Regions from separate parts of the Mus musculus genome. Here region 1 is linked to region 2. A link is a loop called in an ENCODE intact Hi-C map of the cell type or tissue named here. Cell type or tissue: heart. All regions are shown on one strand. Links, peaks and the distances in the headings refer to the core of each region. The heading gives the core; the rest is flanking DNA.

Evidence for each region. A loop is a pair of places that touch in the nucleus more often than their neighbours do. Peaks named below come from ENCODE experiments on the same cell type or tissue, not always from the same donor. Only the 100,000 strongest peaks of a DNase experiment are listed, where the experiment ranks them.
Region 1: it touches region 2 in a loop (2.4-fold over the local background); 4 of 42 quality-filtered maps call a loop at or near these places.

What each region holds. Positions count from the first base shown.
Region 1 is chr14:121,922,172-121,938,364 of GRCm38, reverse strand. The region is part of intron 4 of Ubac2 (ubiquitin associated domain containing 2); the gene reads right to left. It overlaps Gm46485 (a long non-coding RNA gene), which reads right to left. Exons shown (of 2, transcript XR_001781471.2): 2 at 4,107-16,193. Among named protein-coding and RNA genes, the nearest start is that of Gpr18, 14 kb to the right of the region's middle. In heart, for the core only: no CTCF peak of the experiment used is centred there; a DNase peak (open chromatin) is centred at 6,554; H3K27ac peaks cover 1,485 bases.
Region 2 is chr14:121,978,850-121,995,042 of GRCm38, reverse strand. Ubac2 (ubiquitin associated domain containing 2) reads right to left here. Exons shown (of 9, transcript NM_026861.2): 6 at 11,728-11,775; 7 at 573-818. It overlaps Gm33473 (a long non-coding RNA gene), which reads right to left and starts at 563. Exons shown (of 2, transcript XR_874990.1): 1 at 1-563. In heart, for the core only: no CTCF peak of the experiment used is centred there; a DNase peak (open chromatin) is centred at 9,382; H3K27ac peaks cover 752 bases.

The DNA of each region.
Region 1 (16,193 bases), core at 4,923-8,922, 54 kb after region 2:
GCATCATTTGGTAACACCTGGAAACCGTGCGGGGAAGCTAGGGGTGCTACAATGGACATCAAAGTATGATGATGTACACATGACTGTAATATCACCACTCAGGCTGAGGTAGGAGGAATTATGAGTTCACAGTTTATAAAGAGTTCCAGGCTAGCCTGGACTGCACAGCGAGAAATTATCCAAAAGAGCAAGAGATAAGGCCTCGATGTCAAAAGTGCCAACACTGAGGTGACTATAGTTTTATTTAACGATGTCACTGTCCTTTGTGTTGGAGTACAAAATCATGTTTCCCATAACCTTCTGGTGATCGCTCACAGAGCCTTTTAAACAGGATACATTAGATACCCTGGCAAGATGAAGTTTAAGTGTCTTACCACATAAACCAAGCCCCAAGGGAGAGTTAGTGAGTGAGGGCAGAGCACTGTGACGCTGAAGGCACCGTTAGCATCTCCAGGACTGGCTGTCCTTCCTTCCCTAACATTCTCCACTGCCAAGGGCACAAGCAGGACCGGCTCACTTGAAGCCTCTTCCCCTCCTGCCTCCTACCACTGTGCTGCTTCTCCCAGCAGCTCACAGGAAACAGCTCTGAGGTGCTGCGGAGCCTGGTTCCTCCATGAAGCCCCGCCTCCCTCCCGGGGTTACTCTGAGGATAGCTGGGTACATCCCAATGGCCAGGACAGGTGTGAGGGGAACAGTTCACATCTGACTCAAGGCCAAGGGTTAGATACAAGGTACCAGACTCGAAAACTCTGCATCAAAGCAAAAGTTTGAGAACTTTTTGCATGAGAAAGATATTCTATGAAAATGCAAATGAACGGATTCTGTGCTTCTAGGTATGGCCGGACAAATGATTTAAAAATAAAAACAAAACAAACAAAATATTTCCATCTTTTAAAGCTATGACTGACCCCAATTTTCTTTTCATGTGAGTCCAGGAACATGTGTGCACTCTCCTTCTGAGCTCCACGCCAGAAATCTAACTCAATTCTTGTACTCCTTTTATACCTAGCATCTCTTAGGCAATGATTCCTGCAAAAGAATCCGGGAACCAACTGGTAATCAGCAGATGGGGAGTTCCACAGTAGCTGCGTGCGTTGGGTATTAAGGACATTCTCACTGGTGCACGTCGAGGGACAGCAGAGACAACAAGATCCCCCTGGTGCATGCTGTGACCAAAGGAGGGCATCAGATCCCCCTGGAACAGGTTGTGACCCGTCCTGTGGACGTTAAAACTGAATACAGGTCCTTCAGAAGGACAACAAACATGCTCTTAACTGCTGAGCCATCTCTCCAGCCCTTTTGAAATCTAGTGTGGTGACAGTAGGAGGTGGGGCTTTTGGCAGGTTAGGTCTAGAGTTCGGTCTTACTAAATCAGTGTCCTTACAAAAGGCACTTAGATAAATGCTTCATCTCGCCTGCCATGGGAGGTCAAAGAGACAGACAGGAAACAGGCCTTCACACCGAACACCAAATAGGCTGGCCCCTTGATCCTGACCTTTCCAGCCGCTTGATGGTAAGAAATGAATTTGTATGTCAGTATCTTGATATAGGAGCCTGAGCAGAATACGGCACTGAGGCATCACAGGTAAAAGAGATTGGCATGGTCTCTCATTTTCACAAAGCATATATTCTACTCAACAGGCAGGTATCAAACAATTTCTCCCATATTACTTCATGAAATAACGATTTCATAGAAATCATTAGCAGTACTGAAAATAAAGGGGTCAGAAAAAAAAAAGAAAAAACAAACCACCAACCCACAAGCGCCTGTGACCCAGTTGAGGGTGACGGTGGAGATGGAGAAGCATCTCAGGATGTGACCTGGAAGCTCCTCCTGACTCTGCTGAATGGTGGCTACTTATCTCTCATACCTTTCGTTCTAAATAAAACAGAGAAAAGGAATTTCCTTTTGTCACTTTTGTTTTGTGCAATCACACTCAAATCTTTATTTACAAACTCTCTGAACAGCCTAACCAAACCAACAGGCAGCTCTAGGAGGGGGTGGGGAGGACTGGAAGCAGACAGATGTAGGCAACTGTAAAAGTCACTTTTGTTCACCTGATGCAATTGTTGTCTGAGACTTACTGCCTTCTGTCCGATAACCTAGGCCTGGTCCTGGAAGCTTCTAACCTCTGTACAATCTAATCTAGGCCTAGAATGTTTTCAACCTCTGAGACTTACTGCTGAATAAGCTCATCTTTTCTAATTCTGAACTCTGGCTGGCTAGTTCATCTCAGCTGTTCCTGCTCAAACTCCTCTCCACGCTGACTGATTCAATCTGGCTCCTCTCAGCTTCTAACTGAATTACTCTGCTTGGCCTCAAACTAAGTCTAGCAATCTATTTTGATCTTCTGGCTCCTCATTCTCTGGCTTTTTCCGTCTTCACCTGTGCCTAGCTTGTTCTCTCTTCAACCTGTCTCTCTGTAAAACTCTCCCAGTAAAACTGCTCTCTATCACTCCTTCTCTCCCTCTCTCTCTCAAATCACCTCTCTTTCCTCTCTGTTTTTATGAGAGTTGGACATATCCTATTGTGTCAAATCTTTCTCTGATTCGTCACTTTGTCTGCCACTCAACTGGACATGACTTTTAAACAGAGTTGCTTCTTTCTACAAACCAGCTTTACTTTCACTGTTTGGGATTAAACGTGGGTACTAAGGGTGTGTGTCTGCATTCCAGCCAGAGTTGCCATGTTGCTGGAGTAAAATCCCTCCACAGAATCCCACTAATTTTACTGGGTGAAGACCTAAAGTTAGACTACCAGCAATCATGTAAGAGTAGGCATGGCAGTCTGTAACGCCATAACTGGGTGTGGGAAGCGGAGACAGGAGGAGTCTGGGGGCTTGCTAGTTAGTCTACTGCAATAGTGAGCCCCAGATTCAGAGAGAGAGCCTGTCTGAAAAAACAAGGTGGGCAGCAACAGAGGAGGCTACCAAAGTGTGCAGGTGTGCGTGCATGTGCGTGTGTAAAGGGAAGGAGGAAACAGAACAGCATCAAATCCGAGGCCTTAGCTATGCTAGAACACTCATCTTCAACAACTGACTAGGAATAAAACCCTGAACATCTGTTGTCCCCATACTCAGACCATGCTCTGCATCTGAGTGACAGACAGGATGAGCCTTTAGGCCAGCCTCTCCTCTCACTTTACTGTGACTAGAAGGCCATGTGATTTGAAAGTCCACTCTTCTGGGGTAAAATTCCAACTCTGACAACTGGGTTATAGATTCCTATACTTTTTGTTTTGTTTTGTTTTTTGTTTTTGGGTCCAAGAATGGTTTTTTGCCAGTAAAACACCCAGGCTTATCAGATTAACAAAGATTCTTCTTAATAGAAATTAAAGGGGAGTCAACACATATTGGACCTACTAGGGTCTAGCTGGTCTAAGCAACATTTTAAGTAAACTAAGATGATCATTTCAAATGTGGAGGTCATGGTCACTCTATCTTGAGAAATCTCTCTTGTAAATGATCACCCTTCAAGCTATGATTATCTAGGTCAAGTTCACACCAGATAGATCAATACTTTAGAAAGTTAACTGTTGCTTTTTGTTAACTGTGCCCACAATACCCACTTCCCTTAAAAGTATTCCAACGGCTGATATTCAAACTGACCACAGATGAGGTAAGCAAAGCTCTCTGTGGCCTGTCGAGACAGCCTAATCCCCGACACTTTCAAGGCAGTTAACACCACCGCTTGATACCAACTCTGTCATCACAAGTAAACAGTCACAAAATTAAGAAAGGGATAGACGAAATATTGATGACTGATCCTTTTAAATATGTCCGATTGACCAGGCTGGTTTCCAAAACAGTTCTATGGGGTGAGTTCATTTCTTAACCGTCTGTGTTCTCTGTCCTCAAGCACTGGCTTTAAAACTGTGCGTCAGGCTGAGGTGAGGACTGTGAGAAACCTGACCTGCTCAAGACAACAGGGAAGGCCCAGCTGTGACCCTGGTGGTGAGGCAGATCTTGCTGAAACTGGGTGCTTTCACAAGTTAGCATCACGGTCCCTGAGTGTAGAGAAGGGGAGATGACTAGAACACAATTTGTGGAGAAATATGGCATATTCATTTGCTTCTCTGTTTGCTAAACAACATAACCAGAGGCAGCTGAGGAGGAAAGGATTTATTTGGCTTCTGCTGTCATGTCACAGACGTGAGGGAAGCCAGGGCGGGAACTGATGCAGCCTGCATGGAGGTACACTGCTTACTGACTTGCTCTCCAAGGCTTGCTCAACTTGTTTTATTCAGCCCCAGACCACCTGCCCAGGGGCAACACTGCTGAGGTGAGTGTCTCACAGGCCGACCTGATGGGAGCAGTCTTCCCCAGTGACTCCAGGTTGTGTAAAACAGACAGAAGCACATGAGGCATGAGTCTCCATGCCAGTGTGGCTAAGCAGGACTGCTGCTGAAGGAAGCTGTGTGAAGCACAAAGGACCCAGGACACAGGTTTGTGGAGGAAGACAGTGTCGGTGCCAGCACTGGGGCAGGATCCCAGCAACAGTGTCTCAGGCTCTCCTCCCTCCTGACTTTCTAGGAACCAGAGCGAGCAAGCGGACGGCTGCTGGCTGGACTGCAGCAGCAGTTCTATCCACAGCACCTCTGCAGCCACCTTGTTTATCTTTCTTACTGGAAGAGGAAGAGGAAGAGGAAAGGTTTCTTGGCGACCCTTTGAGACACAACCTGAGAACCAGACAATTATACCTCTCCCTAGAGGAGCTAAGACCTGCCCACTCAGGTAGTCTCCGCTTAGATCACAGCCTACCCCTTTAATTTGGATCCTCTGTGAGAAGCTGTTCTGAGCTGCGGTTTTACAGCTCTAATTCATGGTCCTAAGCAGTCCCTGGCTCCTGTTCTCGTAAGCAGGCTACACCTGTCTAAATCACACCATGCAAAAGAACGTGTAAAAGTCAGACCTTCCCCATTTGGGGGGTGGGGGCAGAGGGAGGGATATTCTCTCGAGACGCTCTTCCCCCAGACCCCCATGCACCCCTCACAGCAGCTTTCTCTCTTCACCCTTCCTGTGACCTGCATCCCTCAACAAACCTCTGCTCCAGACTCAAAGGGAAAACACTTTCCCTTGAGGAAATGCTTTCCCACCTGAAGGTCCAGCCATGATTCCCAAGCCCTGTCTCCTAGTAACCCTCACTCCTGAAGGGCTACTTAAGTGTGTGCTCCTTCCCACCAAACAGCGCTCGCTCTGCCCATTCCTCTCTTTAACGCTGACTTCCCTACTCTCCCTCTTCTGAGGGCGTCTCTCTTAAGCCTCATGGAAGCCTGTATTAAAATATCTTTAACAAAAATGTCAGCCATAACTCACTGTGTAAACTGGTCCTGGGATTCTTTTCAGCCTCCAAGCCATGAATCCTGTTTTGTTCTGAGCAGAGGCTCTACAAGTCCAAGGGGGCTCCTGAGCCTGATGAAGGCAGCAGCACGGAACTGAACCTCTGTCCTCTCATCACTGACAAAATGACCTTGAATAAAAATTCTGAGTACTTTGGAAGTAATCTTGTCAATGGAGAGAAAACTGATTTTACAATTGCCAGTGTTCTTAACCACAGTGGAAAACAATACAGCCAGGTAAGAAGAAGCCTTGCACTCACGGCCTTATCTGTCCGTTTCCCCCAACTCTCGAGAATGACATGGAGAGGGCTTCTCGAAAGGCACACACAACGACAAAGAGCCGCGAATAATAAAATTTTCCTGACTGGAAATCAGTAACTGGTCTTGCAGCAATGAAAACAGTTCAAGTGGACAACTGCACACCTCCCTCCAGCTATCAGAGTATTGAAATAATGTACCCCAAAGAACTACAAATCCCCAGGAACCTCATGCCAGGAGGATAAGGCAGCCGTGCCAGCCAGAGAAAGAACTTGTCTGCCAGGAAGATGGTTACACGGTGCTGACAACCTGCTACATGTCCTTGCAGGAGCCTGAAGCCCAGAGAGTGGTGCTGGGTGTGACAGCAGTGTGCAAGACTGCTCTCCGACATCAGTCTCCTGCCTCGGATTAAGCCTAAAGCTCAGTGCAATACCCAGACTGCCTTGTTCCTAGTTATTCCTCCCCCTAAAGCAGCACACTGGACTAATCTCCCTCTGCAGCTTTTCCCCAATACCTGTTTAATTGCTAAGGAGGAGAGGGCATACTGGGTATTAGGGCTTAGACACTAACAACTACAGTAACCATAGTGTCAATTCACGACTGAGACTCAAGCCTGTGAGAATAACAGCAGACCAGTTTTGCTGAGCTGGAAAAGCTCCTAGATTAACACTCAAACTACCCAGAGGCCCTGCAGGACCAGTGTCTTCTGGGACCATAAGAGGCAGCCAGAAACGAGAGATGGCTCTCATCTCTCTGCCTACTGACAGACTGTGGTGGAATAAGCAAATTCTTTTTAGTCTTTGTGCCATGTTCCTAGCAGAGAGCTCCTAAGCCCCTGGGATTTCCTTTGTGTAAGAAGTGGCTTCTCCCACACAGTCTGCCCCTTTCCACAGCTTCTGAATTGTGCTGCCAGGGTCCTTAGGGCAGAACCCTAGACAGCCTCAGAGGGAGCCAGAAAGACCAAGACAGTAGAGGGTGGGAACTTCCCTCCACCCATGTCCAGGAAGGGGTGGGAGGAGCTGGGGATCCTCCTGCATCACAGGTGCATGATCCACACCCAGATTTGCATGTGGCGCTTACAAAGCAAGCACTTTCCCAGTGGACCCATTTCTCCATCCCTGTCACTCCACTTTCTAACTAGATCTTAAATATGAACAGCCGAAGGCTCCGGTTATGCAAAACCCCTAATATCAAAATCAGAAAACAGCAAGTAGAAAGAATTCAAAAGAAACAAATTCTACAAAGCAATGAAATCTTGGGGGGAAACTGGAAGTTATTCCTCAGTGTTACAGGAAGATAAATCACCATGGCTATGAAACAAAAAACAAGACACCAAGAAAAATGTACAGTTGGGTAGTTAAAAGAGAGCTAGTTACAGTTAACACTGAGACAGCCAAAATATTTACTTAAATAAACAACAAGCCAACAGCAGAAGAGCTCAGTCTCTTGGTCAGTAAAAAAATGTGGACTACAATTATGGTACGTGGTGTGTCCCTTAGCCCGACAATGAGTAAAACGAAAAGGACTCTGACACTCTTGGAGGTGAGCTACCCTGTCAAAAGGATACTCCTACAACTCCAAGAAGAGGAACCAAGGCTTCCTACCCACAGCCACAAGAGTGAGTCACTCTGGAAAATGAGTCTTCAGGTAACTCTAGTCCCTGCTGACAGGAACAGGATCAATACTTTGCTCTGAAATTCCTGACCAACAAAAGATATGGCAGCAATCTTCAACAGCTAAGCACGATACCCTTCAACTCAGATTCCAACTCCAGACATCACCAAACAGAAGCATGTGTCTGTCCACAGCACAAGAGGTACAGGGGGCCATAGAAACTGGAGGAGTGTGGTGTCTTGACTTGCCACAATACTACACTACTAACGACGAGACTGACTAGAGCTACATTGGGCACCAAGGAAACAGCTAAACAAAGGACAGAAACAAACCAGACACAGCCTGTGCTTCACTATGTGTGGCTCAAACTGACAAACTAAACTGGGGTATTAAGTCAGGATCGTGTTGAAGAAGTAGCAACTGGGGGGGCAGCAAAAACGGGGCTTTCCAGGGGCAGGTGAGGCTTTACCTTGTCACACAGAAGGTGCTGAGTGAGGAAGACAGCTCTACTTTGAACCATATATTAAAAATTCAAAATAGAGCATAAACCCAAATGGCAAACCTAAAATAAAATTTCTAGAAGAAACCTACATAGGTCAGAGATTTCTCAAATACGCACAACATAGGAAGATTTTTCCAAAGAGTACACAGCATAGGCTATTTATAAACTGGTAGATTTTATTTCATTAGAGTATTTAACTACACTCTTCAAAGGTCACTATTATAAAAATCAACAGAGATAAACTTGGGGAAGTATCTGCTAAATGCACACCTAAAGAACTGGTATGAGAATACAAAGAACTCTCAAAGAACTCTTATAATAATAAGAAAGTCACAAATCTAAGTACAGGTGCACGGAGAGACTTGAAAATACACGAACAGCAGCTGAGCACATAAAAAGCAGCCAATGCCAGGCCTGATGGCACACGCCTTTAATCCCAGCACCTAGAAGACAGAGGCAGGTGGATTTCTGTACCTAGTCTACAAAGCAAGTCCAGGACAGCCAGCTAGACTACACAGGGAAACCCTCTCTAGTGGTTGGGGTCGGAGGAGCAGCTCAATACAGCACTGGATTAGGGAGATATAAATTAAAACATGGACACAACAAATACAGCATTATAATGTGTGTGTGTGTGTATGTGCGTGTGTGTGTGTGTAGATATCTGTATCTATATATCTGTATATCCATATATACTGATAGATAGATAGATAGATAGATAGATTGGTTTTTTTTTTTTACATAGATATGATCCACGGACTGAAGAGATGGCTCAGTGGTTAAGACCACTGGCTGCTCTTTCAGAGAACCTGGGTTCTGTTCTCAGTATCCACACAGTGGCTCACAACTGTCTACAACTCTAGTTCCAGAGGACATGATGCCCTCTTCTGGCCTCCACACGTGTGCTTGAATAACTGCAATGCACAGAACACGGAGATGGGCCCCTCCTCACCCTGGAGCAGTTCTAAAAACTGATTAGAACTCACTTTTCAAAGACCAATTCACCATAAAACATTAGCACATCTTCTAGGTTGTTTTCTCAGTTAAAGCACGCAGTGGAATAAAAATCACTTTCATGAATCAACTTCCTGTTCCTTATTTTTATCCTTCCTTAGAACTCACGTGCACATTTGCACCGCCAGCCATCAAGTCCCCCAACGCGTAGTTTCCTACTTCCTTCCTCTGAGCTCTGAGAATATTTACTTATTGTTGACAACTACACCATTTGTCGAAGGAATGACAAGATAAGGACTGAGCTTCCACCTTATCTGCACTCAATACTAGCCACAGACACGACATGGGAAGACAACTGCTAAAGCGTGTGCTGTAGGGTAGTGGCATTCATATCCACTACATAGTAGGACTACTTTCCTATCAACATTTACCCAACAATTCTGATAAAAATACGGTTTGTGGCTCACACAAAACAGTTATTCAACAGGATCACTAAATCCCCTTACAAAAAAAGAACAACCCGCCTTCCCCTTTCCTTAACTTTCAGATATCGGTAAGAATTCTTCCTTAAGTTCCGTATTAGAGCCAGGCTGCCCTGCATGACAACTTGCTACACAGTTAAATGTGATGTTTGGAGCTCAGGAATAGGCTCAGTGGGTAACAGTGCTAGATGCACAAACAACAGGACCAGAATTCAAATCTCCAGCCGTCACGTACAAGCTGGGGGTGGCTCTGCATACCCATCACCCAGCACTGTGCAAAACAGACAGGAGGACCTCTGGGTCCTGATGGCTGCCAGTTTACATGCAGGTTCTGTGAAAGACTCTGTCACAAGGGAATGAGGTGGGGATTCACACACAAAAAGTGTTCCTATGGTTTGAAATACGCTTTACTGTACTGTTTAGGAAAAAATAAATGCGAGTAGATAATAGTAATTCGTAACTCTCACTTGGGCCTAGGAGCTTCAGAGACAGGAAGACAACTGTCAAAGCTGGTTCTGGATGCTCCCAGCCACCCTCTTACCAGTTTTACTGAAAGAATATGTTATCACTTAGTAACATTTCAGCTCTTTTAATAACACTCAAGCCTCATTTAATAACAATTTTAAGTAGAATTACAGGTTTTACCAAGTTCCAATACCGCCATCTAGTGGCTCCAGGTGTGACTACAGGCAGAGCTTAAAAACTGCCACTTTAGGTTACTAATTTATCACTAATATGCAAACTTACACCATCTAATAAACCTAGGTAAGAATATCTAGGTGTTTATTCAAATTCAGTGAACTTCTGACATCTGACTTCAAGAGTATTTTAAACGCATATCTTTATCAACTCATTTTTTTTCTTTCTTTTTTTTTTTCTATTTCTTTTTTGTTTTCTTCTTTTCTGTTTGTTTTTTGAGACAGGGTTTCTGTGTTGCCTTGGCTGTCCTGGGACCAGCTCACTGCACCAGGTTAGCCTCAAACTCATGGAGATCCGCCTGCCCCTGCCCCTGCCCCTGCCCCTGCCCCCACCTCTGCCTCCCATGTGCTAGGATTAAAGGCCTGTGCCACCATGCCTGGCCTTGCAACTCACCTCTTAATGTCAGGATTCTCTCACTCTGTTCATATTTATCAAGGTTTTCTACAAGTGTGTACTTTTCAAATTTTAAAAATCATCTTTGCTCACAGGAAAGGAATCAATCCCCCCGATGACACAGAAATATTGTCTCCGGCTTTTTGCAGGTAGTCTATTAACTAATGGAGGCCCCTACATTGCAGTGAGTGCCGCACGTTCTGCTGGACTGTGGTGGGCTTCCTGGGAACAGCCCAGCCTCACTGGGCTCTGGTGAGTGAGTCTCTCACTCTTTAGGCCTATTCGTGAATCCAGATGTAAAGCAAGTACAGAGCTAGGACTGTCAGGGGCAAAGGGGTTCACTCAGCTTCACACTAATGCTGGACACTCTGAGGTCATGCCTGCCCTCTGCTTCTATTCTGAGCCAGACTTAGCCCTGCCCAGGGCAAATACTCCATGGGTACTGAGTGCTGCGGCTACTCAGTATGCCCAGGCTAAAGCAGTGTCCCGGGTTACACACATGTGCCACTGTGGGGAGCGGGTGTGGCGGTAGTGCCAAGATGGCGCCAGGACAGCAGCCAAGTCTTATGACTTGCACCTGACTTCCTCATACACCTGAAAATAAGCCACATCCATCATGAGAGCTGCGCAGGTGCACCATGATGCAAGATCAGGCCATTTGACGAAGGCCAATGAACTGAGATTACACGGACTGGGCTGATGGGACGTGGTTGAGGGGTTATATAAGGGATTGTGATTGGGGGCTAGGAGAGATTCCTGCTTGCATGTTGAAAGGTTCCTGAATAAACTGCTTTGAGAAGAACGCTGTGTCGTCGCTCTTTTCTGCTGGTTGGGGACAGAAGCGACATGCCACCATGCCACCTCCCTATCATAGCAGCCACCTAGGCTAGCCCTCCCCATCCTCCATTCTTAATTGTTCTTTCACAGGGCACCCTTCAAGAGCTGAGAACAGTTCTCTGGTCCCAGCTCCTCCCCCGCTCCAGATGATCACGCCTGTCTGCTATTTCTCTGGCTGGGAACACATCCTCATCCTGTTCTTTATGTTCAGAACAAAGCCTGCTGCCCTGTAATCGTGACCAACAGCCACACAGCAGTGGTAACTGGCAACTACACCATGATGCCACTTCACAAAATGCCAACAACCAGTCAAGCGCCCAACCAAGCTCCCCAGGCCCGAGAGGAAAGCCACTGGATGCTGTTTTTGTGTCCTGCTTTTCATGTATTTGTGACAGAACCTAGAATTCCACCTTGCAGGCGTACTGATGTTATTGCTACCACTGCTCCTCTGAGGAGCCAGTTTCACTGCTGTATCCAACATGCTGCAGCCTTAGAAAACACAAGCTGCCAACTATCGTCACACTTCCCAGCCTTCCTACGACTACTGATGGGCTGAAGAGATGGGCTAGCTGGTTAAAGTGGAGATCTGAGTTCTGATTCCCAGCACTGGCAGGAAAAACCTGGTGGCCGTGGTAGAGTGTTTGTCTATTATCCCAGTGCTGGGGAGACAGAAACAGGAGGGCCTGGGCCTGGCTTGGCTTGGCAGCCAGTCTGCCTAAGGTACAGATACAGAGAGACATCATCTCAAACATAAATGTAGATAAGGAGGAGGAAGACTGCTGATGTCAACCTCTGTCCTCTACACGGGATTCTGTATTAATTGCTGATAAAAGTGACTAGGACAGAACGTGGAAATTAATGTCATGGACAAGTAAATATTCTCACTTTTGTATTACAAAATAACAAAAGCACATGACTCCAAGAGCATAAGACAGCAGCACTGGCTAGAGAGATGCTCAGTGGTTAACTGACTGCTCTTCCAGAAGAAGGGAAGGTCTCTTGTCTGCTCAATATGCTGGTTCATGTGACATCATCAGGAAAGGCCCTGAAGGGACCCTTTACCTCTTACACACAAAATTAAAGCCTTTAAATTCATCTTTATCGGGGGGATAAGACAAATGGACAGGCCTAATGATACAGAAAACAGTTTCATCAGACATAGCCCTCTACCATCGACAGGAGTGCCCTGTGGGGTGAGAAAGCACTCAGCTGAGAAGGGCTGCCATCAGGGTATACAGAAAAACTACACTAACAAACCAACAACTGGGCTACATGACAGGCACAGCACTTTAGCAGACAACGCTACATCGCTGAAAAGACTCGTGTGCATCTACAACAAGCACATGAAAAGCTGTTTACCTAATCACTAGAAAATAAACCCATCTGGAACCCCCACTTCCCTATGCACTGGGATGACAGCTATGGAGAGGGAAAAGGGCCAGACAGACTCCTCTGTGGCTAAGGACCACTTTCCCAGGGGTCCCAGTTCACTGATGGCGCACAGAGGCTCACAATCATCTGTAGTTCCAGTCCCGGAGCACCCAATGCCCTCTTCTGATCGCCACAGGCACCAAGTATACATGTGGTATAAAGACATATATGCAGGCAAAACACCCATACACAGGAAGGGAGGGAGGGAGGGAAGGGAGGGAAGGGAGGGAAGGGAGGGAGGAAGGAAGGACAGAACAAGTGCCAGCAAGGCCTCAGAATCTAGAATCCCCATGTGCTATTGGCAGGGATATATACAGTTTAACTGCTATAGAAACAGTGATTCTTCACATAAAAGAAAAAAGAAATTTACCCCTCACTTCTGAGTTTATACTGAGAAGAACTGAAAGCAGATGCCAAGGGGTGTGTGTCTCTGCACCTATGTTCATAGCAACACCGTCCACAAAAGCCAAGAGGAGGAGTAACCAGGCGTCTGATGACAGAATGGGCAAACACAGCGTGTGTGTTTACAATGGAATAGTATGTAGATTATATGTTCTTACATATTACATCATGAATGGGGCCCAAGGACTGTGCTAGGCGAAATGAACCGTTACAAAAGTCCGATGCTGGGCCTGAGAGACAACACAAAAGGAACAGTGTTGACTGCACGAGTGGGACCTGAGCTCAGCAACTCAGGACACAAAAGCTGGATGCTGCAGCTCTCATGTGTAATCCCAGCATACTACAGTGAGATGGGAGGTGGAGACAGGAGAAGTTCCAGATACCCAGGAGCCAGCTGGCCTGGCATACACAGCCGTGAACAGGAGAACTGAGGCTGTCCTCTGACCCACAAACACTCACTGTGGAATGTGTGGAGATTTCAAAAAGACAAATGTTCCACGATTCTACTTTTGAGGCAGAGCAGTCTGACCCCAGAAGACAGAGAGCAGACTGCAGGGACCTGGGGTCTGGGTTAATAAGAAATCACTCGGTGGGCACTGAGCTTCAGTTTGGGAAAACAAAGCTGATTCTGCAGACTGGGCATGTAACCATGTTGAACTGTCCATTCAAATTGAGTAAGATTTGGGGTAGGAAAGGGAAAACAGGAAAGCTGAGAAAGCTGGGGGACATTAAGCAAAACTAAGGATGTATGAAACACTAACACTTTGTAAACTAATTTAAAAATATAATTTTTAAAAAGAGTTTGAACACTGAACCCTAGACGGTGGGCAGGCAATGCTTCTCTTAAGAGACAAGAGTTGTGAAGTGAAAGTCTCAGTGCTGGGCATGGGGTACTTCCTTCTAAGTTGTTGGTTAGGAGATCCTAGCGGCCCTCCAGCAGAGGCTACTGACACTCCTCTTGGTGGCCCACTCCTACTAGATGGTAAGATCCTGTTGCTGAAGGCACAGCACACTTTGAAGACAGAAATCAAGCTGAAACTGACCTAAAAACCTGCTCCCATGGGCCATCTCTCATAGCTCCAGAAGGTGCTACACATGCCACTGGGGTGGGGGTGGGGCATCAATTGATAGTACCTAGCAGGAATCCCTGGATGCTAAAATACTGCCTGCCAGGCAAATTCTGCAGCAGCAGGGCGAGGGCTATGGGGTGACCACTTTCTGATTGGATTCAAGACCCGCTACAGGAAGGAATCTGTGTCTCATACTGTGTTACCTGTCAAAAGCCCATGGCTCAGACGGTTATAGGCCCTGTGGAAGTCTTAATGACAATGTCCCTATTGGCTCATATGTTTGAATACCTGGTCCCCAGTTGGTGGAACTGTTAGGATTAGGAGGTGTGGCCTGTTGAAGGAGGTCTGTCACCAGGCCTTAAGGTTTCAAAAGACTTGCCCTATTCCCAGTGTCTGCCTGCCTTGTGGTTGTGTCTCAAGATGTGAACTCCTGCCACAGCACCATGGCTGCTGCCATGCTCCCTGCCATGATGCTCACGGACTCTAACCCTGTAAGTTGCCTTGGTCGTGGTATCTTATGGCAGCAATAGAAAAGAAACTAACACAGGCCCTAAGGGAGAGCCTACTGCTGTTTTAGTAAATGTACGTGCTATCGTGCTGCCCTCTAAACAGTTACATATGGGCCAAGAGATCAGCATCAGCCCTGCTCTCAGCCCTGGCCAGGGAAGCGCTGTCTTCACAGCTGCAGTGAGCACAGACTAGGAACTGGTCACAGTGCTGAGTGCCCTGACTTAGCGCTATCTGTACCTGTGGGTGTAACTGCCCACAAGGCTCAGGGAATGTAAGGGGGTGGGGGGTGGGGGGTGGAAATGATGGGAAACAGTCTTCAGGACACAGCATGGCCATCACACTCACGAATTCTCCACAGCTATGCGTACCTGCACAAGGCTGAGCCAGGCTGCACTAACTGGACTGAGTTGGGGGAGGGAAAACATGAAGGAAGGGGGAGGAGGAGATGCTGTTGGGAGGTAGATCATGGATACACTGTATCATGGATAAAATTGTCTAGATAGATAGGCAGACAGACAGACAGACAGACAGATAGTATATTTTAAAAAGATGATGATTTTTGTTTATATGCATATATATTTTGAAAAATATGACCTATTAGTTCTATCACTAGCCCAGTCATACAAAGGAAATCTGTTTCCTAAAATAAACAGGATGCTTCTGATGAGGGAAGAAATAGTCTATAAGCCAAAACGTCTTAGAAGACTAAAGGGCTTGTTATCACAGGGTACTACTTAATATAGAAGCAATCTTAAGTGAATGCTAAAGCATTTGCATAACCTACCACTTATTTTTTTTAATTTTTTATTCCAATGTTAACAAGATTTCAAATCAGGTTAAGGCCAATAGTTCAGGTGCCACTGATCACCTGTGTGTTACAATAGAAGCAGAGGACCTATCAAAGCAGCTCGACAGCGTCCAATCACCAAAAAGGAAACGAGAGTGGATGAGGAATTGGAACCACTCCATGTGTGACTAACTGCACACCGCAGCTAACTCCTCTGGAAACAACAGAGTCTCTCATCCCAAACCCTCTCAGTCCCTTTAAGGCAAGCCTGACAACCTATTTCTTGTTATATCCTGCTCTCACTTGATGTCCTTAAGGTGACATCAAGAGAGGCATCCATTTTTGAGCCACTGCATAACTTTAGAAAAACATATCCCTAGCTGAATCACTAGGTCCATTTACCGAGGGCCTCCAGTGGGAAGCACTATGCTGGACACAGAATCATTTGAGAGTGGCAGTTCTTCATTAACAAAACGAGAAGAAAAAAGGAAGTGGAAAAACAGCCAAGGGTCTGTAAATACATAACTGTGAGAGATGCCACAGGCAACTCCTGCTATTAATTCTAAAGCCTATGATTGCAGACCCCCCCAAAAAAGTGTGACATTAAGTGCTAGAAAAATAAATCACATACCACAGGCAAGAACAATGCCTTACCATGCAAAGAAATGCTACAGCAATATGCCCTGGTCTCCAGTTCAGAACTTTCCAGCCCCTGCAGCCTGTGGTGGCGGGGGTAGTAGGAGGAGAGGGGGAGACTGCAATACACATATGTGCGTGGAAGTCAAAGATACCATTTCTCAGGCACTGCCTGCTTTGTGGGGTTGGAGGCCTGGAACTTGCAAAGCACACTGAGCTGACTGGCTAGAAAGCCCCAGGGATGCCCTTGTCAGGGTTTCCCAGCACTGGGCTTGCAAGTCAT
Region 2 (16,193 bases), core at 7,233-11,232:
AACTTCCCCTTTCCCTGTCTCCCTTGAAAGACAAGTGTCATGTCAGAATTTTGGCTAAAGTAGTATTTGTAGGTAATTGTGCAATGGCTCCGGGTTACTGCGGGCTCATCTATGAAAACACAGCATTTATATGATGTAGTCACTGGCTGTTCCCTTAAGGTTTTCTGATCTTGGTATTCACTTTAGCCAAGGAAAATCATACAACTTTCCCCTGTTCCCCTTCCATGGCACATGACTAGCACTTTCAACAGGAAGACATTGTGGCTTTGACAAGATTACAAACACTGATAAATATCCTATCTCATTAACTAGGTCGGTGTTTCTCTTAGAAATAATGCTAAAGATATGAATGTCCAATCTGACCAACTGTTCGGCTGTAATTTTGTTACCTTAAAAACAAAACAACAGAAACCCCAGACACTAACAAAAGCGACCTGACAGACCTGCACTCTCCTTCTCCAGAAAACACATCAAAAGATCAGTGTGAAGTACAGGATTGAAGCGGAGGCCACCACACGTTCTCACTCGTCACAGCGGGAGGAAGCGCACACCTCCGGTCACGCGGGCCTTACCTGCTGCTGCCTTTGACGCCTCACTTGTGCAAACTGAGAGAGCATCAGCTGCCGGTCCAGCTGCTCCATCCTCTGCTGTCTCTGGATGTCCACGGTGGCTCCCATCCCAACCCTGGCCTCGCTGGTGGGTTCTGAAGATGAGAAGATGGGCTCAAGGGCCCAGGAGAAGAACTCGGCCATTCTGCCAGGGATGCGGAGCACCTGGTGGACCTGGAGCACTTTGCGGTCATAGCACATGCCAGAGATCTACAAGGAAACATCCAACTGGTTATTCAAATGCAAGCAAGAATGTCATGGAGTATTAACAAGGAATCAATCATCTCAGAGGGCATTCTTCTAGTTTGAGCAGTATCACTAAGTCTTATCAAGTAGCAGACATCAAACAGTACAAACAATTCAACCTACTTGGTAAAACAAACGTATTCATCTGGAGTTTGCAAAATCCTGACCATTTTACTCTACAACTACAAGTACAGTATTTAAGGATCAATGTTTCGATTTTAAAAGACATCCAGAGGCTGGGAGATAGCCTGTACTCTGGTGCTTTCTGGGCTGCTTGTGAACCTGAGTTCAACAACCCAGTACTCAGGTGAAAGCCAGGCATGGCTGCATGTGCTTGTAACCCCAGCGCTGGGGGCTGAGACAGCTGGGACCAGGTGCAGGTGCGAGCCATCTGAAGGAACCAGGTGGATGACACACCCCGAGGAAGGCTTTTGACCTTCAAGCTTACATACACACACCCCTAAAGTTAAAAAAATCAGATCCACAAACAGATTGATTTTCTAAACAGTCTCACACTGTGCCAACTCTGTGGCACCATCACTGTCTGATGGCCACAAGAGAGACACCTGACCCGAGAAGAACAGCCTCAAACTCTGGCTTTACTCACACAGTGCTCAAGTACGGACATTTCCCTAGATGTTTAGCTGTGTGTTACTATTAGTAAGCAATTAATACATCTGTAAAAATATTTTTCTTTTTACAAACAAATCTAATTTTTTTATCTTTAAAGCCATTTATATGGATAAAAAAAACCCCTCAATATTGCTTTCTGGATAAAAATGACCATGAATATTCTTCTAAATACATTTAAAAAAGACTTTGACTCTAACTTTTAGGATGGGAGTATTCACACTAGACAAAAGAGTTTAATGACCTTTTTAGTAGAACCAGAAAAGTATTCCATAATATTTATTTGTTTGTTCTTGCTGTTATACTGAGACGGGGTCATGTTATAAGTAGTCCAGGCTGGCCTGGAGCTTGCAATATTCCTGCCTCAGCCTGCTGAGTCCTGGGATTACATACGCACTACTGTTGGCACCGGGACATTCCAAACCTAGGAGTTAACAGTGCAACCTGTGACCTGCAGACCAGTTGCCAAGCCAACGACCACCATATCCCAGAACCCACTTGGCTCACCTCCCACCCTTACTTGTGTTACAGCATTCTCCATATAAACAGGGAGAACACATCCCTCTCGCTCTCTTCTCTCCTCTTCTCTCTCTGCCACTCCCTTGTCTCTCCCTCTCAATAAAACCTCTTCATGAGGAACTGCTTTGGCCTAGTGTGCTCCTTGGTGACCGGCTGTACTAACACATCAACTTCCATGCTGAGCTTCAGTGACTCAGGCAAGAGTATCTCAAGAACCTGCTCTGAGAACACTGTAGAGAACAAAGGAAGGAAACTGCACACACAGCAAGATTAGTACTTAGTGCACAGGAAAGACGGTGAACACATGAGACCATGCGACCGTCAGGCACGCTCTGTGAAGGAAGTCACAGTGACTTAGATGAAGACCTACTCGAGCCAGTAAGGACCCTATTTCAGGATGACAGGGTGCCAGGGAAGACTGAAGACAAAACATTCCAGCTGGAGAGAAGGTGCCATGGAGGATGGACAGACAGTGAGTGGGTGGAACACCAGTTCGGGGTCCAAGGGAACAGTTAGGGAGAGAGAGCACATAGACCAGTGTGCACGATTTAGGCTGAGAGAGTAGGTAGCACAGGGAGGCACATGAAGGAAGCCAAGGGCTTTGGGGTGAAGGTGAGCCCAGGCAATCTGGTGTCAGTGGAGCCTTAAGGAGAATGCCAGAGAGGAGCAGGCAGCAACGGCAAATGCAGCAGCTGAGAAGCAGTGAGGAAACATCCATGGATGGGGCCCATGGAGGCCTCTGACCCCAGGGCAATTTGGAGCAGAGTCAGGAGCAAAGGATAGAATGAAGCAGGCTCCAGAGGGCACAGTGAGGAACTTGAACTTGTGGTTTCAAGTCATTCCTGTGGCTCCACTAACAAAATAGTACAAAATAAGGGAGAAAATGAAACAGAGATTTCCAGGTGCAGTGAAACCAGAGAGCCTGTGTGAACCTGAACCTCACACAGTGGAGTGACAGCAGGATGTGCACACATCTGCAGATGTGCTCCTGAGACTCAGCTCAGAGCCCAGAGCCAGGGCTGTAGGAGGCAGCAGTGAGGTGGCTGATGACCCAGGTCTGAACCCCATGCCCCCAGTGCCCCATCTCCCATGAGGTGAAGGAAGATCCTGAGATGGAGAGCGAACATACAGGGAGCCTGGACAACACCATAGCCACACATCATAGAACCAGAGGAAGAGGCAAGGGTGTGGGGACAGTGGGATTACAGACAAAGAAACAGCAGTTGAGAGTTCTTCAGGGTGATCAAAATATAATATAAATAACATGAACTTAAAATATAATCCAAAGTTAGGTCAAAGGGTTAGCAGGTAAAGGTGCCTGCCCCTAAGACTGATAACTTGACTGTGGGTCTGAGAACTCACTCGAGGAAGGAAGGAACCCCAACTTGAGCACCCATTACCCCATCCCCACCCCCACAATAAACAAATGGTGAAAACTTGATTATACTAGTTTGCAAGAAATAAGAGGACGTCAATCTACTTGTAGATGCACTGAAGTGCACAAGAGGGAAATTCCTAAAGGCATCAGGCAGCCTGAAAGAGAACTTGACATACTATGAGCACATGCTTGGAATAAACCATTAGGAATAAACCCAGTTAAAACAGGAACCCTGAGAGGGAAAATGAAAAGCAGTGTAAGGGCCACACGCGCACGCACAGGCACACAGTTTACATGTGTGAGTATCTTGTTGCATGTATGTATGTACCCCATGTGTGTGTCTAGTACATCCTGAGGTCCTGAGACTGGAGTTATGGATGGCTGTGAACCACCCCACGTGGGTACTGGGAATCAAGGAATCAAACCTAGGTCCACTGCAAGACCAACAGGTGTTCTTAACCATGAACCCATCGTCTCCAGCCCTGCAAAATAAAAATAAACAAATAACAAGGTGTCTGCCAGTCCTCAGAGTCCTCGGGACTATCCAAGGGTTACATTTTTTAAGCACTGTGGTGGGAAAATGCTGCTGGGCAAGAATGAGGACGTGCTTTATGACGTCACCCTTGTCTGATCAACCCAGTGGTGAGCTGGCAAAGCCATCCCACAGTTGAGGGGCATGTGGGCAGGAGCTTGCATGGGAAAGAAGAGTTCACATGTCTCTAGATCCTCTGTATGACCCTGAGTTAAACACACCACACGGGCTGGCAATGTTTCAGTTCACAATGCATTAGAATCGATCAAGCTGTGAGTATCCTATACTTGATAATCACAGCAGCCCATTCCATGGAAAGATATGATACCAGTAAATACATTAAAACTTTGCCCAGTTGTTACCCAGGTCTCCACAGTATTACTTATGCTGTATTAATACTCCCAGTGTTTTGGAGTCAGGGGTTCACTAGGCCAAGGTGGTTTGAACTCACTATAGAATGACCTCGAAGTTCCGATCACCCTGCCTCTGTCTCTACCATAGTGCTAACACTACAGATGTGCACTACCAAGCCCAGTTTCTATGTGCTTCATGCATGCTAGCAACACTGTCAACTGAGTTTCATCCTCAGCCTGAGACAGGTTTTTCTTGAATGCCATGTTTTGTTGGAAAAAATATTTTAAAATTAGAGTATGAGCAGGGAAAGGAGTTGGGTTCTAGAGCACCAGCTGACATCCACAAAGCACTGGGTGGCTTTGGGTAAGAGTTGTCTTCCTGAGGACCTGAGTTCAACTCCCAGCACTGTCACAGGGCTGCTCAAAGCCACCTGGCAGCCCCACTCCAAAGGTTGACACCCTCATCAGGTCTCTGCGGGCAATTGTGCTCACATGTGCATGCACCGGAACACTAATGCACCCAAACACGCACACACACAATCTTAGAATCAAGGCCACATCCTAGGATCTGCATCGCTACAGACCAGAACTAACCAGGGTCAATGAGGTCTTCTGAGGTAGGAAGTCCAAACATCAAGGTGAGGTCCAGCAGCACAGATCACGGCTTAGATAGCAGATGACTAGATAAGGCAGAAGGGAGCACACACCCCACACTGCAGGGGCAGGCAGATCTAGGATGGAGCACTCAGCTAGGAGGCCAGGAGTCCTGTTTAGGAAACAGGACATGGGAGCAAACAACCAGATACACTTGGGTCCACATCTGTGGAATATCTAGGCCAAGAACCCAGGGTATGGCCCTACATTATAGCTGGAAGCCCCCATATGGTCACAATGGAAGGTATCTCTTCAAAAGTCTGAGAACATAAAACAGGAAATTGTTTCCTTTAAGGCCACTAAAAACATGACTATCAACTGCACACTTACAGGTTTTTCATACCATTAACCCTTTTAGGAAGGGAGTCAAAAAGTAAGGCTCAAGGGCAAATAAAGAATTTAATTTACTGGCTGGGAAACATCAGTACTCTGGGTTAGAGTTAACCTCACCTGCCCGCGGGTCACTCTTGGTGAGAGTTAACCTCACCTCCCCACTGGTCACTCTTGGTTAGAGTTAACCTCACCTATCCACTGGTCAATCTTGGTGAGAGTTAACCTCACCTGCCCTTTGGCTCTTCTTGGTTAAAAGTTAACCTCACCTGCCCACTGGTCCTGCTTACATCGGGCCTCAAACCTTGACAAGCAAAGGCAAGGAACCCTGACCTGGCAATGACACCCAGGTGCTGAGCCCTCTCTCCAGCCAACAGAGACTGTAAGAGACCCAGGAAAGCAGCATCCCAGGGTCCCTGTGGACTACAGTCCTACATTCAGGAACCTTACTGTTCAACAAGAACAACAGTTACAGAGGCTGCTTTCCCAGGAGAACGGAAGAGCATCTACAGAAGAGCATCTACACGACACAACAAGCCTAGGAACACACGTGTCCCTGCATCTGAGCTGCAGCACAAAAGCTCCGAGACAGCAGACCCACTGAAGACTCATTCCTTCATCCAAAATATGTCCCAACTACTCTTATGAACCAGATACTAGTATCTGGACTCTAGATACTAGAGCATGGTACGGAGGACTGCAGAAAACTGCCCCTGCCCTGATGGAGCCTCCTAGTCCCTGCATGCTATGAAGCCAATGAGAGCCAGTGAGACTGTGAAGTCAATGAGAGGTTCGTTGAGCACCCCAAGAATGTGTTTGTAAATCAGGGATCCTCAGAGTTATCTGTCATGTGACTAAGTTAAAAAAGATCACTGTTTTCATGACACACACAGTCATGTCACTGTCTTTCAGGTTCTCAGATTCCAGGTCCAGCAGACAAGATCTGCACGGGTCGATGGTAGTAGACACATGGAGGAGAGCATGTTTAAGGGTAGCCTGTGCTAAGCATGTGTTTCAGGCTAGTCTGGGTAACATAGTGAGATCCTGTTTCCAAAAAATAAAAAAAAATCTCTAAGATCAAAGCAGTAGCAGCATGTGTCCACTTGCCCCAGCCTCCCCATGACCTGCCTCCCTGTGTGACCTGCCTCCCTATGTGACCTGAACCTGCTGCCACTACCAAACAGATTAGGTGGTTTCTCTATGTAGGTTCAGGCATCTGGGGTCAGCTGGGATCAGCAGGATCAGGGTACAGAAAGCCCCCTGTGGGGGTTTCCTCAGAGCCTTTGGTGGTCCTGATTCTCCATGTGGACCTTTGAAGGCTAAGCAACCTTACAGATTTAGCCAGTCTTGATTTCTCTTAGGGCCTCCAAAGACCTGTTAAATACGGGAGTCTACACTTGATCTTAGCCAAAAGGCCGAGAAGCAATTAAATATGGGAGTCTAAATTCCCAAAGTTTAACTAAAGGCCTTGAGCAAGCCATGAGTTATTTGCCCTGCGACCCTGCACCCATTTGGTCAGTCTATAGGAGATATTTGTGGAAAAGATTACACAGGAAAAAGAGGGAAACTCGAAGAGCAGAAGAAGGCACACCCATGCAGGAGACCTACACAGCGCCAGTTATCGTCAAACAGGACATTATCGCCACAGGTCGTGGGTCAGTCCCAGAATTCACTCCCACTTCCACCCTGTGGTTTTAAGACAATAATTTATTATTGGTTTTGGTCCTCAAAGGTAAATTGCGTGAAGAAGAGACAGGAAAATCAGAGCCTGCAAAGACGACACCTGACTCCTTTGAGGCAGCTCCTCTTCTCTTGTTTCCTCTCCTTTGTTAAGTACACCAACTGAGAGCTACAATCTTGTACCATCTGAAGTGTTAGTTTGAAAAGCTTTGAAGAGCCTAACTGTCCACAGAAAACAACCCAAACTCGAACCACATTCATAGTTCGATATAATCTGGCTTCCATGTACATTTCTAGCCTACAGTGGGTAAGACAGATTCTTTTTCACACTAAGATTGTTTGATTGCAAGATAAAGTCTGCTGTGTTGTAGACAGCAAGTAACAAAGGCAGAAAACAGATACAGTGAGGAGCACACTGCCTCTCTCTCTCTCTCTCTCTCTCTCTCTCTCTCTCTCTCTCTCTCACACACACACACACACACACACAGAGCGAGTGGAGGCACTGGGTAATTTGCTCTTAAATAGCTTGGAAAAGAACTAATGATAAAGATTTGAACCATGGCTGAGTTGGAGCAGGGTTTTGGGAACCACAGCTCATCCTAGTGTGGATGACTCATTACTGTGATTCATGAAACTGCAGGAAATGCAGAAGTGCTGGGACAGAGACAGCCACAAAGCTCTCAGCAGAACCCCAAGAAGAACTTCAAGGCCAATGTGTAAGCAGCATTTGCTTTAGGAGAATAAAATATTAATGTGTAAGGAGACTGGGAGAATTATGAATATACACAATGGCCTCAATTTTTCAGTCTTCCACAAAAGTAATTCAGAAGATCTACAGCCAGAGGAGTTCACTAAAAATCTCCAAGCCCATGGAGCTGGAGCACAGGATGGTGGAAATGATCCGCAGCGCAAGCTAGCTGGCCAGAGTAGCCAAAGTGGCAAGACCTAGATGTAACTGAGAGACCCTGCCTCCATTTGTGATGAGAGCAATCTAGGAAGACGTCCAGCAGAAGCTTGGTCCTCCACACACATGTGTACCCTGACAAGTAAGCATAAACAAATTAAAAACACGAAGATGTGTACACACGTGACAATTTTAAATACCAAAGACAACTGAAATACCCCACGTATGCTAAGCCTCACTTGCATCCTTCATAGCAACTCTTATTTAAACAGAACTATGAAAGGAGGAAAGAACCAACACCAAACAACAACAAAACCCAGAAAAACAAAAACAAACAAAACCCAATGGAACAGGAGTAATCTCAAAGCAGGAGGCCCAGCCAAACCCCTCTGGGTGCAGGCATTCTCCTCATGGCCTACTGAATGGACCCAAACAACAGTTCTTCTCAGCTCCCCTTGGCTCCTGGTAAGCTAGCAATGCCTTTCCCTCCATCCACACCCATCACTGTGACCAGCCGACAGAGGGTGGTGCTCAGGTGGTAAGAGAGCATCCTGGTGTCAACCTGTCCTTCTAATCACTGGATATTCTAGGACTATGTATTCAGAAACATGGGTACTCATGTAAGAACAAACAACACAAAAGAGATAAAACTGTTAACACTAAAAAAAAAAAAAATAATAAAATAAAAAATCAATTTATAATGAACTAAACTCAAAGCAAAGTTAGCAGCTTTCCTGGAAAGTACAAGTGGTTTCTGGTTTCTAGGACTGCAAGTAACAAACACATTTACATTTTACACCAGCACTTCTCGACCTTTCTAATGCTGCAGTCCTCAATATAGTTCTTCATGCTGCAGGGACCTCCAACCGTAAAACCATTCCACTGCTGTGTTATGAATGGTAATTGTAATTACGGGATATGCAGGATATCTGGTCTGTGACCCTCAAACAGGGTTGTGACCCACAGGCTGAGAAGAACCGATGTTTCCACACATTTTCCTTCCTGGTGCTAAGACTAAAGACAGGACCAAAGCCGGACCTCATGCACGTCAGGCAAGCACTCTGTCACTGAGCTACATCCTCAGCCCTGCTCACTTGCCCTCAAAATAAAACAAACCACATACTAATTGCCAGAGCTAAATAAAATCATTTCCCAAACACAGTGTTTTTGATACATGATAGCTTCCAATGGTAAAAGTCTAAAAATATATCTACAATACAGCTAATAACTTGGTGTATGTGTGTGTGACCAACTCGTAAGGCCTGTTCTCCCTTTTCTTTCCATAATGTGAGACCTCAGATCACTGGGTTTGGCAGCAAGTACCTTATCTACCAAGCCACTGCGGTGACCCCAGTCATAGGTTTTGTATTATAAATTCACAACAACGAATACTATGTACACATTTCTTCCTGGTAGCATGAAATTTGTCTTTTGAAGTATTTTAGTTAGCATTAAAACCAAAAGGAAAAAGAAAAAGGAAGTTAGCTGATCTGTAGGGAAAAAGGAAGTCACATTGAGTAAGAGGCATCTGGACGGATGGTGGCTTTGTGACTGACATGGACCTCACAGATAGTGTCTGACAAGCCAGACATTCACATAAGCTACTGCTTTGTTTTGTTTGCTGGAGATGGGACCATACTCTGTAGCCTAGACTTGCTTTGAACTCACAATCTTCCTGTCTCTACTTCTTGAGTGCTGGGATGATATGTGTGAATCACCACATTCTGCTTATAAATTAAATACCCCTGTATAATCATCTTTACCTTTTCACCATATTATATATGACATATATCATAAGAGTGTGGGCTTTCTGGATAAAGCCAAAGAGAACACAGTAAGTCGGAAACGAGCACCACCATGTCTGGTATAGCTACAATCAGCACCCATATCAGTTATTTTATGTTAATTAACTAATTGGTGTGAGGGATTTTGCAAATGCCAGATATGAGCTCAACCATACATAGTTAGCTCATAGTCAGTCATCAGAAATAAACAGTGTATTATCTATAAGCTGGGGAAAAAAATATATATATATAATTTTGAGATAATTACTGTGAAAGAAAATTCAATTGGCTCATGAATGACTAATGATAGTGCATTCCTTAAAATGCCCAGTCATTTTGAAATTCTATTTTGAACACAGTGTGGGCTTTTTTATTCCTCTGGAAAAAAAATAATTTTATTTTAGAAATTCTTTGGTACCTATACCCTCTGATAAAATTCAGACTGGAAAGGACAGTGACTTCAGAACAAACACTTTAGAGTCCAGAAAGACCAACAGTTGAGAGACATAGCCTCCAACTCTAGAGCATTGGCGGTCGGTCACACAGCGAAACTCTGAGGTGACAGCGAGCACGTAATTTACCACCAGAAGTCTAACAGCAGAATAGTGAACATAAATAGGACATCTTACACAAATGCATCACAATGTGTTATTAAATAAAAGAAAAGCAAACCTTGCTTGATTAAAAGGTGGTTCTCGTGTTCCTGCATGCTTTAGAACATCACCACTTAGGGTGGAGTAGGCCTCGGATGGATAACACTGCCTAAGTGCAGAGCTCACTGCCAGGCGGTCAGTGGGGATGAGCCACACTAGGAAGAGGAGGGCTCGTGGCCTGGAGGCAAAACTGGTCCCAGAATGACTGGAAAGTACCATGGGTCTCAAGAGTAACAGATGGCAGCATGGGGCAGCTATGAGCTCCAGGAGAAACAGGGGTCAGAATAAAACCCAGTATCAAGGGTGGAGGGAGGGGAGAGGAAGGCAGGGGAGGAGAGAAGGAAGAGAGGAAGGGGGAAGAGAGAGGAGAGGAAAGGAGGGAGGGGAGAGGAACAGAGGAGAGGAGAGAGGAGACAGTGAGGGGTGGGGGGATGAGGAGGGTAGGAAGACCCAGCTGTCTCAGAGCTCTGCACCTTGTTATGGGGCTCCAGGGAAACAATGGAATAAGGAGAAGACAGTCTTTGTTCTTGATCCACAGAATCAAAATCTGGGGCTGAGGGAAATGAATGACTGTGTTCTCTCTAAAATGTCTTTAACTCGGGGTTTGAAAAGAGCCACGAGAGGGCTCAGGACAACTCAAGGTGGCCTAATCACTCCCTCAGAAAACAAAGGCGGCTGGTGCCAGAGTCTGCAGAGTGTGGCATAGTTACTTCTGAGTTCCCCTTTGACGTCGGGCATAGTCCTATAAATCTATTCTGTAATTTTCTTAGACCTTTTTTCAAGAAAGAGATTGAAACTATTTTCTATACACACTAGTCACAAATTAATTTTCATAAATTTATGGTTTACATTCAAGTCATGAAGCATCCAACTTGGCCACATGCTCTAAATTTCTTTCAAAATGTCTCCTAAAGTATAAGGAACTGCTGTGGACATAGGAGTGAGAAGGGAAATCCTGCACAGATAAGCGCTCTGGCATGCTCCCTTCCTCCCTCTCTGGCCACACACATACCTGACCTGCAAGTCTCCTCATCTTCCCCTGCTTCCCTCCCCAACAGTGCAGCTTACACAGTGGAGAGCGCAGAGCAGCTCCCCTGCTTAGCCCACCCAGCCTCCTCCTCCTCTGTCATCTCCCTCTTACTATGAGTTAGGCTACTAATGCCCTTTAAAACCAACTCTGGAAAAAACCTCATCTAAAAACCTTCATCAAAGTAACTTTTGGAAACTGAGACAACCCGGCCTCCTTTGACTTGACTTTGATTTTCTGTGTAGTTGTGCTATTTTAGTCACCAGGGAAGAAGTGTGGAGCTATGCCTGACCCGGGCAAAGGAAGGAGGAAGACGGGTGTGTATTACCCACAATCTATAAGCATGACATTTTTTTTTCTATTTTTCTTCCTTTCAAAAAATAAAGAGAGGAAATCAGGGGAAGGAAGTTTAAAAAAAATGACACTTACAAGTCCACTCATGGCTACAATCCAGATGTAGGACCCAGAGGTGAAAAGCTACAAAAGAAAACAAAGGCAACCGAAATGAATGAAGTGCACCGCCAGCCACAGCACTCACTGCACACACGCCATGTGACCCCACAGTTAGATATTAACCATGCACACCATAATTCAGGGAGGCAATTTAAAAGTGAAGGCAACTCTTTTTATTTAAAAGAAAATAAGACAGGACTCTGTTCATTAAACACTCCAGACTTTCTGTAGCTGATGACACAGGTGTGGGACCTGGCCCCTGCTGTGCAAAGGAAAGTACCTGGATCTCAGGCTTATTCTTATTTATCACCGTAGCTGACTTACTGAAAACATCACAGATAAATGCACTACTAATGCAGAATAGTCATTGTCCATTCTCAGTGCTAGGTAATGATCCACCATAGCTCTTCAGATAACCTCATTTTAATTTCTCATCATTGCTTTGTCTACACTTAGACGGGAGAACTTGCCAGCATCTAAGTCCACACCCAACAGTAAGTACCCTTCTTCAGTGGTGAGAACCCTCATTCTAGTTCACCCAAGACAAGAGTAAGTGGCAACACCAGGTCCTCTGTGTATATATTATGGCTGCCAGTTTAGTACTTTTATGGGACTCTGAGTGTGTGAATGAATAGGACTAATTCTTATGACTTCTCTTGGGGCTCTTTTCCCTCTGTTGCTTCGTTGTGGTGGTTTTGTTTTATTTAATATGTTTTGCTAAAAAAAATTAAACTTATTAAAATTGGGGAAAAAAAGAGTATGCTACTGGGAACAGTTTTAACTGATGCAGAGGTATGAAGGGCATTGGAATTAGACTTCATGAAATTTCTTGTATAGAGAGTATCTTGTGTGTTGTATGGATGCATCACCTGTCAATTAAAAAGCCCATGGCCTATAAGCTAGTCAGGAAATGGAAGGTGGGATGTTCAGGAGGCAGAAAGGATTCTGGGATAGAGCCAAATGTGGAAAAGATCCACCTGGGGAATATCTGAGGAGATAGACACATGGTACCTGAGCACAGGTAACCAGCCACACGGCAGAATGTAGGTTAAAATAAATGGGTTATTTTAGTTATGATCTAGTAAAAGAGCCTAGCTATATGGCTAAAGTATTTGTAAATATATTTTGAGTCTGAGTCTTATTTCTGGGAGCATGGGGTGAGGAGGAAAAACTGAACCCAACTTCTACAATTTCTTCTTTTGATTGACACATTTTTATCTGAGAGATGTGTGCTCAAGGTTCTTAAAAAAAAAAACAAACAAACCAAGAACAACAACAAAACAAAAATCACAAGGCACTCCAAGTGTCCCCATATGATTGAAATGTCCTGTGGCTTCTTGCTTAGTTTGGAAGGTTAGGTTGGGAGTTTCAGGATCATAGAGAAAGACACAGAAGACTGAAATAGCAAAGCTCAGATTCACTGCTAACAATGTGCTAGATAGAAACCTCATGGTTCTGTATATGTAATCCAGACACACAAAACACACACAGACATGGAGGGAAGGAAGCTGCAGACTTTGCTCCAGTGTTGACACAAAGGGAAGAAGCTGTGGCTGCTGCTGTCACTTAACCTTTGGTCTGGCATGGAAGCTAGGTCAGTGCACACCTGTACTGGGTTAGGCTGACGATGCTTATATTCTAATGCTAAGTACTGGCTCTCAAGATGTGGTTGCCCCACACAAGCAGATCCTCACATACACCAAGTGATGCTGCTATGTGAACCTTGCTCCCAATTTAACTGGTCAATAAAAGGCTAGAGCTTGTGATTGGGTTGTGGGGGGAGAAAGATGGGACTTGAGGATCGAGTGAGGGGAGATAGAGGGAGAAGAAGAAAGGAGAGGGAGGTGGAAGAGGCCATCGTGAGAGGAGATGGACCATGGCCAGGAGAAGCAGCAAGCAAGTGACAAGGGACCTTATAGCTGGGGAATCAGTCAGAATAGCTCCAAACCTGCCCAATTTAGACTTATGGCTTATATATAAAATACCTGGATTGAGTGTCTTTTATATCAGTTAGCTAGAATTATAAATTCATTTTACATTTGGTGTTAATATTGAAATTGAAGGAATGGTTGACACAGAGCAGACATCATTCTCTCCCCAAAATCTTGGCCTCCAGATTGGTCACTTCAAGAGGTAGATATTCAATTGCAAGGAATTGGAACGTTATCTGGGATAAAACAAAGTACCAGATGGCTGAAATGTACTGGGCCTGAAGGTCAGGAAAATTAAGGCCATGTGTGGCCAATATAGCTATAAACTTATGAGGAAGAGATCCGCTACAACAATGGAAAACAGATTAACATCACTCCAACTTTAGAGGCAAGACACAAAGTAGTTGATGCTCCTAATAAGAAATTTAATTAATTAAGAAATGTTATCAAAGTCAGTTGCAGACTGCCCATAAACAAGACAGAGCAGAGGCCGACACGTCAACTTTACACTGGGAGCCGACGCTGATAGAACGCCAACAGCCTTACCACTGAGGTGCTTGACTGACCACTTTTGGACTGAACAATGGTCTCTGACAAAAGAAGACTACTAGAACAGCTCATCCAGGAGCAGTTGGAGGCTCACCATACAGCCCTTAGAATTCTTCAATATTTGTCATTAAAAAGAAGTCTGGCAAATAGAGGATGCTGACATATCTCAGAGCAATTAATAAGATTATTCAGCCAATGGGTTCCTAGCAGCCTGCAATCCCATTGCCTTCCTTGTTGCCTAAGGAATGGCCTATCATAGTGATTGATCTGAAAGATTGCTTTTTCACAATTCCTCTACATGAACATGATAGGGAAAGGTTTGCTTTCTCTTTTACTAGAAGTTTTCTAATAAAGAAATACCATTGGAAAGTCCTACCACAGGGAATGTGAAACAGTTCTACCTAGTGCCAATTTTTTGTTGTACCTACAACAGCCACTGTAGATAATTCATAATCAATTTCCTTAATCAGTAATTTGTCATTATATGGAAGTTATCTTATTGGCTGATTTAGATACAGATACCTTGGAAAGACTGTTTGATGAAATAAAGAAAACCTTGCCTTGTTGGGGATTACAAATTGCCCCTGAGAAAATACAAAAGAGAAGATTCTATTAATTATCAAGGACATAAAAATAAGTCTACAAAAGGTTAGACCACAAAAGATACAAATCAGGAGAGACCAATCAAGGACTCTTAATAATTCCAAAAACTAAGAGGAGGTACTAACCAGCTGCAGCCTATAATTGCTTTGGCTATTCTAGAGCTAAGCAATTTATTTCAATTCTTACAAGAAGATAAAGATTTGGGCTGGAGAGATGGCTCAGTGGTTAAGAGCACGGACTGCTCTTCCAGAGGTCCTGAGTTCAGTTCCCAGCAACTACATGGTGGCTCACAACCATCTGTAATGGGATCTGATGCCCTCTTCTGGTGTGTCTGAAGAGAGCAATGGTGTACTCATATACATGAAAGAAAGAAATAAATCTTTTTTTAAAAATATAGATTTAAATACACTGGGAAAATTATCAGCTGAGGCTGAAAAGGAGTTGGCTCTGACAGAAAGAAAATTACAGGGTACACATCTAGATCATATTGATCCAAAGATGGCCTGCACTTTAGTTACCTTGCCTTCTACTCATTCCCCTACAGGAATTCTCAAGCAAAGGGAAGGTTATATCTTAGAATGGATATTTTTAACACATAAACAGAGGAAGAAATTAAAAACTTATATAGGTTTCTGAATAGATACTAAAGGAAAAAAATGAGACTTCGTCACTAGGTGACACAAATCCAGCTGAGACTGTGGCACCTTTTACCAAGGCTTCATTACTTACCGAGGGCTTCGTTATGGGTGCGAGATGAACACTGGCAAAGAGCTTGCAGTGATTTTTTTTTTAGGAAGAGATTTAACAACAAATACCCTAAAAGCAAGCAACTTCAGTTCACAAAAAGAGTTAATTGGATTCTCCCTCGTATAAAAAAAGGAACCCCAATTTCTGGAGCCCCTAACATTCCATACTGATGCCCACAAACAAGAAAAGGCAGGGTGCATCTCAGACAAGTGTAAGTAAGGTGGCTCAGTGTCCTGACTAACAAATCAGGATTAAATGCAATCCTTATGGTGCTATTGGATTCTCAAGAATCTCTTTACATAGTAATTGACTCTCAATATGCAAAAAGAGTTGTCTTGCATATAGAAACTGCTCAACTTATTCAGGATGATTCTGAATTTGATTCAATGTTTATTCAATTACAACAAGTGATCAGAAATAGGAATTATCCATTGTATATAACACACATCAGATCCCATACAGGTCTGCCAGGCCCTCTGGCACAAGTTAATAGTCAAATTGATCAGCTATTAATAGGAAGTGCATTAGGGGCTCAGAATTTCACTTTAAAAATACCATTATCAACAGCAAAAATTTAAAGAAAGACTTCTTTATCACCTGGCAAGAAGCCAA